Regions from separate parts of the Homo sapiens genome. Here region 2 is linked to region 1. Evidence: chromatin contacts called from ENCODE Hi-C or POLR2A ChIA-PET data. All regions are on one chromosome and are shown on one strand. The core of a region is the stretch at or near the end of the contact, and the rest is flanking DNA. Distances in the headings are between cores, read along the strand shown.

Evidence for each region. Hi-C counts contacts between places; a loop is a spot of excess contacts on that map. ChIA-PET counts read pairs that join two places held with the same protein, here RNA polymerase II (POLR2A). Pooled maps may share reads with other maps.
Region 2: a pooled map shows a loop between it and region 1 (1.8-fold over the local background). The contact joins two enhancer-like sites. A Hi-C loop is called at or near these places in 12 of 50 pooled maps. POLR2A ChIA-PET finds 5 or more read pairs at or near these places in 3 of 52 experiments (activated B cell, activated CD4-positive, alpha-beta T cell and activated T-cell).

The regions. Positions count from the first base shown.
Region 1 is chr16:23,841,593-23,845,530 of GRCh38, reverse strand. All of the region lies in intron 2 of PRKCB (protein kinase C beta), which reads right to left. Among named protein-coding and RNA genes, the nearest start is that of PRKCB, 7.6 kb to the right of the region's middle. RefSeq lists an enhancer at 3,314-3,363. Within about 2 kb of position 2,235, at least 3 of the 41 ENCODE cell types and tissues checked have a DNase peak (open chromatin) inside an H3K27ac peak, as active enhancers do.
Region 2 is chr16:23,974,602-23,978,539 of GRCh38, reverse strand. The region is part of intron 2 of PRKCB (protein kinase C beta); the gene reads right to left. Among named protein-coding and RNA genes, the nearest start is that of PRKCB, 140 kb to the right of the region's middle. Within about 2 kb of position 1,834, at least 3 of the 41 ENCODE cell types and tissues checked have a DNase peak (open chromatin) inside an H3K27ac peak, as active enhancers do.

The sequences.
Region 1 (3,938 bases), core at 986-3,485:
GTGATTACAGACATGAGCCACTGCCTTCAGCCCTGTTGCATATATTATCCAGGATATGGGCAGTTTTACAATACAGATTTTTAGCTCTAGTTCCTTGACAACTCAGACTTTCTCCAGTTACCTCAGAAAATGAGAATGAGAAGTTGGGCTTTTTTTTTTTAATTCCCAGACCACTGACTGCATCCCCAGCCATTACATAGGTTAGCTTCCCATTATATATTCTCCCGGTACCCAGTCCATTTTCTTCAAAGTACCTAATAAAAATGAGGTTAAATATGAGTGAAATGATCTGTAGAATGTCTTATCTCCCCCCGCTACATCATAAGCTCCATGACAACAGAAATTTTCTCAGTTTCATTCACCATTGTATTCTGTCACCTAAAATAGTTCCTGACAAATAGAACTTGACACATAGAACTTAATCAGTGAGGCCAGGTGTGGTGGCTCACTCCTGTAATCCCAGCACTTTGGGAGGTTGAGGTGGGCAGATCACTTGAGGTCAGGAGTTAGAGACCAGCCTGGCCAGCATGGTGAAACCCTGTCTCTACTAAAAATACAAAAATTAGCTGGGCGAGGTGGTGGGCACCTGTAATCGCAGCTACTTGGGAGGCTGAGGCAGGAGAATCACTTGAACCTGGGAGGCGGAGGTTACAGTGAACCAAGATCGTACTACTGCACTCCAGCCTGGGCGAAAGAGTGAGAGTTTGTCTAAACAAAAAAAAGAGACTGGGCGCGGTGGCTCACGCCTATAATCTCAGCACTTTGGGAGACCGAGGCAGGAGGATCACAATGTCAGGAGATCGATACCATCCTGGCTAACATGGTGAAACCCCATCTCTACTAAAAATACAAAAAATTAGCCGGGCGAGGTGGTGGGCGCCTGTAGTCCCAGCTACTCGGGAGGCTGAGGCAGGAGAATGGCGTGAACCTGGGAGGTGGAGCTTGCAGTTAGCCAAAGATTGCACCACTGCACTCCAGCCTGGGCGACAGAGCAAGACTCCGTCTCAAAAAAAAGAACTTTTAGAAGGAGAATGGAGTGAAGGGATGGATGCATGGATGGACAAATAGATAAACAGAAAAACGGATGATGAATAGAGAGGTGGGTGGATAAATGGAGGGATGGATGGATGAATAAATGAATGTATGTGGTGAATAGACAAATTTCCTACTGGATTTTCAAGCAGCCATCACACCTCCAAATGCCATATGTAAACACTGTGGATGTTGTATTCTCTGTAAAAAGGCTAACATTCTATCTATGGAATTTCACACAATTTCAATGAAGAGATTGGATGAATGAAGTCAAAGAATTCATGTTATTAGAGCAAATGCCAGAACATAAGGGACTTACCTTTGAAGGCGTCAGAGACAAACTTTTCAGCAGATCCCCCTATCTACCCAAGAATTAATTGAACTGCAGAGTTAAAAGGCCAGACCATATATTTTAAATTATACTTAGTAATTTAATGACCTGTATCTGAAAAGTAGCAAAAGAAGATGCGTATTGTGAAAATTATAACATATTGATCTACTTACATATATGTGTGTGTATACACGTGTGTGTGTGTGCATGTGTGATGGAAACAAAGAGACAGAGACAGAAGGATAAGCAGAGACAGAGAGAAGAGAGACCCCAACAGTACAAATGTGTATAAAATTATTTTCAAACCTTCAGTTAATCTTTTGACCAATTGCCTTCTTCTGTATCTTCTATTTTTTTTTTTTTTTTTTTTTTTTTTTGGCCTAGATACACTATAAACATGCTGCATCTGGTTGTGGGCAGTATCTCTGGAGTATCATTAGTGCTTGGAAATAATATATTTTTTAAAAATTATATCCTAAGAATCTATATATCATATCAGCTAGATTTTCAAAGGTCATATTTTCCATATTTACTTAGAAAGGCATTCTGTTGCCCAGTGACAAAGCTTCAGACTCCTCCTGAGTGCTCTACAGTGAAAAATGAATTCGTTGTTGCCTCTCCAACAAATCAGCCCTCCTTTTTAAGACTCAATGTTAACCCACTCAAAGATTCTTATTTCGATTGGGACATTGAGCCTGAAATCCCCCGTCAGGTGGTAAAAAAAAGAAAAAAGCCAAATCATCAAACACGAAGTCAAAAAGCCTCTGCCTTTTATTCACAGAGAAGCCCGCAGGACACATTTAGAATAAGCTAAAAGGTGAGTGGAGTTTGGCTCACAGGTCTCTGGGGTCTGCTTCTGGGAAGAAAGAGAAGTGAAACAATAGAAGTAACCTCTAAACTTGCAGCCTGACTTGGTGATTTTTTGAAAAAATGGACCTCTTTATGATTTTACTAAGAAAATTCAACCTGAAGTGCATGGGGCCATATTATAAGTTTCTAGGGAACACTGCCCAAAATAAAATTAACTTTTGATTCATTTTTTGTTATATAAATACACATATGCTATGCTAATCTACACATGTTAATTACCCACTAAAATAAACTTTATATTTGATAGGGTGAATATTGATAAAAACAAGAATGGTTGGATTCATGTCATGATTTGGGGTTTTTTAAGAATAATTTCAACTACAAGATTTAAAAACCTGTTTTCTAATCTACATGGGAAAAAGAAGAGCTGACTTACTCATTATCATCAATTCTAGCTTTCCATAGAAAATAAAATTAACCTTTTTTGTGATATAAAAAAGTGCAAACTTTTCTAGTCTACATGTGTTAATTACACACTAAAATAAACTTTGATTTGATAGGATTGATATTGATGAAAACAACAATAGTTGGAGTCATGTCAGACTTTGGGGTTTTTTAAGAATAATTTCAATTAGAAGATTTAAAAACATGTTTTCTAATCTACATGGGAAAAGGAAGAGCCAACTTACTCATTATAATCATCAATTCTAGCTTTTCATAGAAAATTTGTACACTGGGGTTTTTCTAGAGAGTCCATGGCAAGTTCAGATCTTTCTCAGAAGAAAAGACAATGCTAACCAGGCATGGGTTTCTGGGCCCAGACACTGAACTGAGCACTCACTGGTGTTACCCAATACCCAGGAAGAAATATACCCAAGAAGAGAAACTATCTAAGTACATGAAAGAGGCCTAGTCATTTAACAAGTTCCAGAATGAACTCCGTCCCACTTTGACACAGTTTCCTACAGCTAATCAAGTAATACTGATGGTCTCACTTAGAGTCATTGATACTTGCTGTGGCTATTTCTCATGCACCACCTCATTATTCTTCACCATAACCCTATGAGTTAGGTGCTATTATCCCCATTTTACAGATGAGGAGACCAAAGTTGCTGCTGGGGGACGACTTGCCCAAGGTCACACAGGGAGTAAGCGGCTCCATCAGAGATACATACCCAATTCTACTGGACTCCAACTCATTGCTAAGAATTCTGAATCTCTATATTTTATTGCCTCTCTATTTCTACCAAAGTCACTTCCTTTACAAAAACAACAAACACTTTGGGAGGCCAAAGCAGAATGAGACTCCTGGCTTGAGGCTGGCAGTTTGAGACCAGGCACAGGCAGCAAAGCAAGATCCACTATCTCTACAAAAAATTTTAAAATTAAAAAATATGTATTTGGCCAGGTTCAGTGGCTCACACCTGTAATCCTAGCACTTTGGGAAGCTAAGGCGGGCAGATCACCTGAGGTCAGGAGTTCGAGACCAGCCTAACCAACGTGGCGAAACCCCACCTCTACTAAAAATATAAAAATTAGCCGGGCATGGTGGCACGTGCCTGTAGTTCCAGCTACTCAAGAGGCTGAGGCACGAGAATCACTTGAACCTGGGAAGTGGAGGTTGCAGTGAGCTAAGATCACGTCACTGCACTCCAGCCTGGATGACAGAGTAAGACTCCGTCTCAAAAAAAAAAAAAAAAAAAAAAAAGGGCCGTGGTGACACACACCTGCAGTCCCAGCTACTCAGGACACTGAGGCAGGAGAA
Region 2 (3,938 bases), core at 585-3,084, 130 kb before region 1:
CCATCCCATGCAGTCCACAAATGAAACTTAAAGCAAAGGAGCTTGGTTTTCCAGCCAGCAGACAGAGGGCCAGATTGGAATAGAAATGGCACATTCCACAGGACACTTCAGCTCAGCATCCCTGCAGGACAGACGACAGTTCACTCATCCTACCTACCTTAACACAGGGGTGACAAACGCAAATGCCTGCAGAGGCTAGGCCTGTGACTGAGTGATGCAAGGCTGGTGTGACACAGAAGGGAAGGGATATGGGGGGACTGCGCTGAACTGAGGGGCATATGCCCTTCCAAGGGACACTCAGCTCTAGCCAACAGTGGCCCTGGGTTCACTGGTCCAGAGTCGTGAAATAGGATTTTTTTAAAAAGTTCTGTACAGGCCATCCAAACACATCTAAGTGCTGCCAGTTTATAAGCTCTCTTAGCTGGTCATTCGGCCTCAAATATTTACAGCTTGGTTGTATGAATTTCTGTGTTAAAATATCCCCAATCTTAGAATGGAGATAAGACCACCAATTTCACATACGGTTGTGAAGGTGAGATCAGATTCACGTGCCTACCACGTGCCTGGCTTATACCTAATTCTTACTAAAAATGTGAGCGAATGAATGAATGAATGAGCTCTTCTGGTCTCTCCCACACTCGGAAACCACTCATTGCAGCTGAGTAGAGGAGGGCAAGCAGAGACCACGGGCAGGGAGATGGTTTGTGTGAATCTGTGGGCAGCCGGCCCCAACACAGACAAGCTAGAGTTCAGGGGTCATCTTACAGCCCTGTCTGGCCAGCTTTCAGTACACAGTGAGCATTTATGCTTGTGGCTTCAAAATTCCAACATTACAAACGAGTATACAGTTGAGAATCACCACTGTACTTCATCACTGGAGAGAACCGTTCTTTCCAGTCTCCTGTGTATCCTTCTAGAGACGTTCTCTGTATGCGCGACCACATGTGTGAGGCTATCTGTAGGTACGGACTGAGATATTCCCTACTTCAGTTTTCTTTTTTTATCTAGATCCCTGCTGTTTTGCCCATATACAATTCTACAGCACTAGTTCTCAGTCCTGGCTCCCCAGGAGTCACCAGGGAGCTTTTAAAATGAAAAGTGCTCAAGTCCCACTCCCAGAGATTCTGATTTAATGGGGCTGTGAGGAGAGGGTGGTGGGCAGGCATCAGTACGTTTTAAAAGCTCCTGGGTGATTTGAATGTGCTTGGGAGAGCTGAACACTGCTACTCTGAACGCACCTCCACCACCTGCTTTTCCCCACACTAACACATCTGGGAGGGTCTGTTCCATCTCCATATGTAGAGAATAACCCCATTCTGTTTGCACAATTGCATCTGTTCCACCGTATAGAGGTCCTTCCTCTAATTTGCCCAGTCTTATGGGAAACTCTTAAAGTTCTGATGGTGATTATTTCTTCCTGGAAGAGGGGAGGAAGAGATAGCAAACTTCATTTGCTTATTCACAGCCCAGCACTAAAAAGGAAAAACAAAAGAAAGAGCAGTAATTTTGCAGTGGTCAGCAACTGCCGGAAAAGACTGTTTTCCTTTATAATGTTACCAAATTTATTTAACTAAGCAAGATAAAACAGTTGAGCCAACATGAGGAAAAGAACAGGCCTGAGAAGTAAATAAATCCACCAGAAGAAAGCTGCCCCTACCCTTCCCTCTGCAGTAACAACCCTGGGAGAGCCAGACCCTGAGCAGAACACCTGCTGGGGACATCCTTCCTGTTTGGGTGGCACGTGGAGACTGTCCTTGACCCCATGACTTCCCGCTTTTGATCAGGCCCCCAAAGATGCAGAGAGCAGGACACAATGCCATGGTCTAAGGGGATGACACATCAATATCTCTTCACTCACCAGCCATATCCAGCAGCAGATTGCTCAGACCAGAAGCAGGCCTAACCCCAAAACCAAGTGTGGTGGCATGTCTTGTTTCTGCCTGACAGCACCCATCCTCCATGCTTCTCCTGTGAGGAATCGCTCTTCACTGGCTCACTGATTGTGTGGGCCAGCTAAGGCTGCCCTCATCCTCTGGCTCTAAGGGTGGACATGGGACCTGGGCCACAGTGGGGATTCAGGCATGGGCGTGTGACTCAGGACACCCAAAGAGAATCAGCTTCAGGACTTTTGCTGGAATTATTAGGAAAGAGGGTTTATTTTCCAGCAGAGTTGTTAAACTGGTAGGGAATAAATTTGCATCTGCCATCCGTTTTTGGGGGGGCGGTTTTTGTGGGTTTTTTTGAGACAGAATCTCACTCTGTCACCCAAGGTGGAGTGCAATGGTGCGATTATGGCTCACTGCAACCTTGAGCACCTGGATTCATGCAACTCCCACTTAACATCCCTAGTAGCTACTACAGGTGCACACCATTACACCTGAATTTTTTTTTCTTTTGTAGAGATGGGGTCTCACTAGGTTGACCAGGCTGGTTTCGAACTCCTGGCCTCAAGTGGTCTTCTTGCCTCAGGCTCCCAAAGTGCTGCATCTGCCATCTTTACCATCACCAAGGAAAAGTTTTTTTGAGAATGAAGCCAACACAGAGAAAAGCTGAGCCAAGAGATGCCCCATGACCATGCTGGAGCACCTAAATCCAGCCAGACCTAAAGAACTCTCAACTCCTCTGTACAAGCCAATAAATGCCTCTTTTCCTAAACCAACTTGAATTGTTTTTTTTGTCTCTTGTGACCAAAGGAGTCCTGACTAACAAACCAAATGTGAGAAGTTGAAGGGTGGGCCGTGGGGGCCCTTATTTCTCTTGTGCTTCGTACGTTCCTATAAGTAAGCCTTTATTATTATTATTTAGGAGCTTGGTGTTACTAGCACTCAATTCCATCAGTCCATACTGGTGAATTCAGGAAAGTTGAGATACAGAGTTTCATCCTTCCCTTAATTCCTTTAGATATTGCAGAAGACGTAATGCACCTAGGAGTTTCAGTGGGTGTTCAGGCGTGGGCGTGTGACTCAGGTCACCCAAAGAGAGTCAGCCAGGAACTATGAGGTTTGACAGGTCTACTGTGCCCATGAGTGTCTGTTACTTGGGCATCTTCTCAGTAGGTGCCTTTAGGATAGGCACATCCACCTCGCTGATGCAACAGCGATTTAGACCCTTTGCTACTACCAGCATCCTCCCCTTGCTGGTAAAGCAGAGGCCACAGAGCCACAAGCCACACCCTTTGTTGACATGACAAGGAGTGACAGCCACCAAATTGTGCCTCCTGAGGTGGCATAATCTCTGGGCTACCTTGAAGCCCAGAGACAAATGCGTGTCAATCCCAGGCCCCCAACTCACTCTAAAATAGGCAAATGGAAAAAGCTTAATCCCCAGCCAGGAAAAACACTAGCAACAATTCTGCAACGAGGAATGACTTGCTAAGTGAATACTGCAAAAATCACTGAATCATACACAGGACCATGGAGACTACAAAAAGTGTCTGTTGGCTTTGCCTGCCCAGCGTCCACTCCCTTTTCTCTGGTAGCTGGAATGTTGTTTTTCTTTGGGAAGCCATCCTTTCTCCACGGTATGCAGTCCTGGTGGGGCTGTCAATCGAGGTGCCCGGCTTTCCCCTTGCACATGACTGAACCTCACAACATTGGGGAATCACACTGTTCTCCCTGGGATTTGATTCTTGGGACAAGGACAGAAAACAGCTGGAGCTGATTCCTCCCGATGGTGTCACCCTGTGAAGGTCATCCATTCGCTCCTGCCACCCAGATCCCCAGAGCCACCCTGGGCCCTGTACTCTCTGAGGCCTGGCACCACTCGTGTGCCAACCCATAATATTTCCAGTTTTTTTTTTCCTTTAGATAACTAGAGTTCTTTTGTGTGCTTACAAATGACAAAAGAACCTGAACCAATCCAGACACCTAATCTCACCCCAGATTGATGCAAATATCTTTTCCATGACATCCCCAAAGGATGGTCACCAAGCAGCTCCC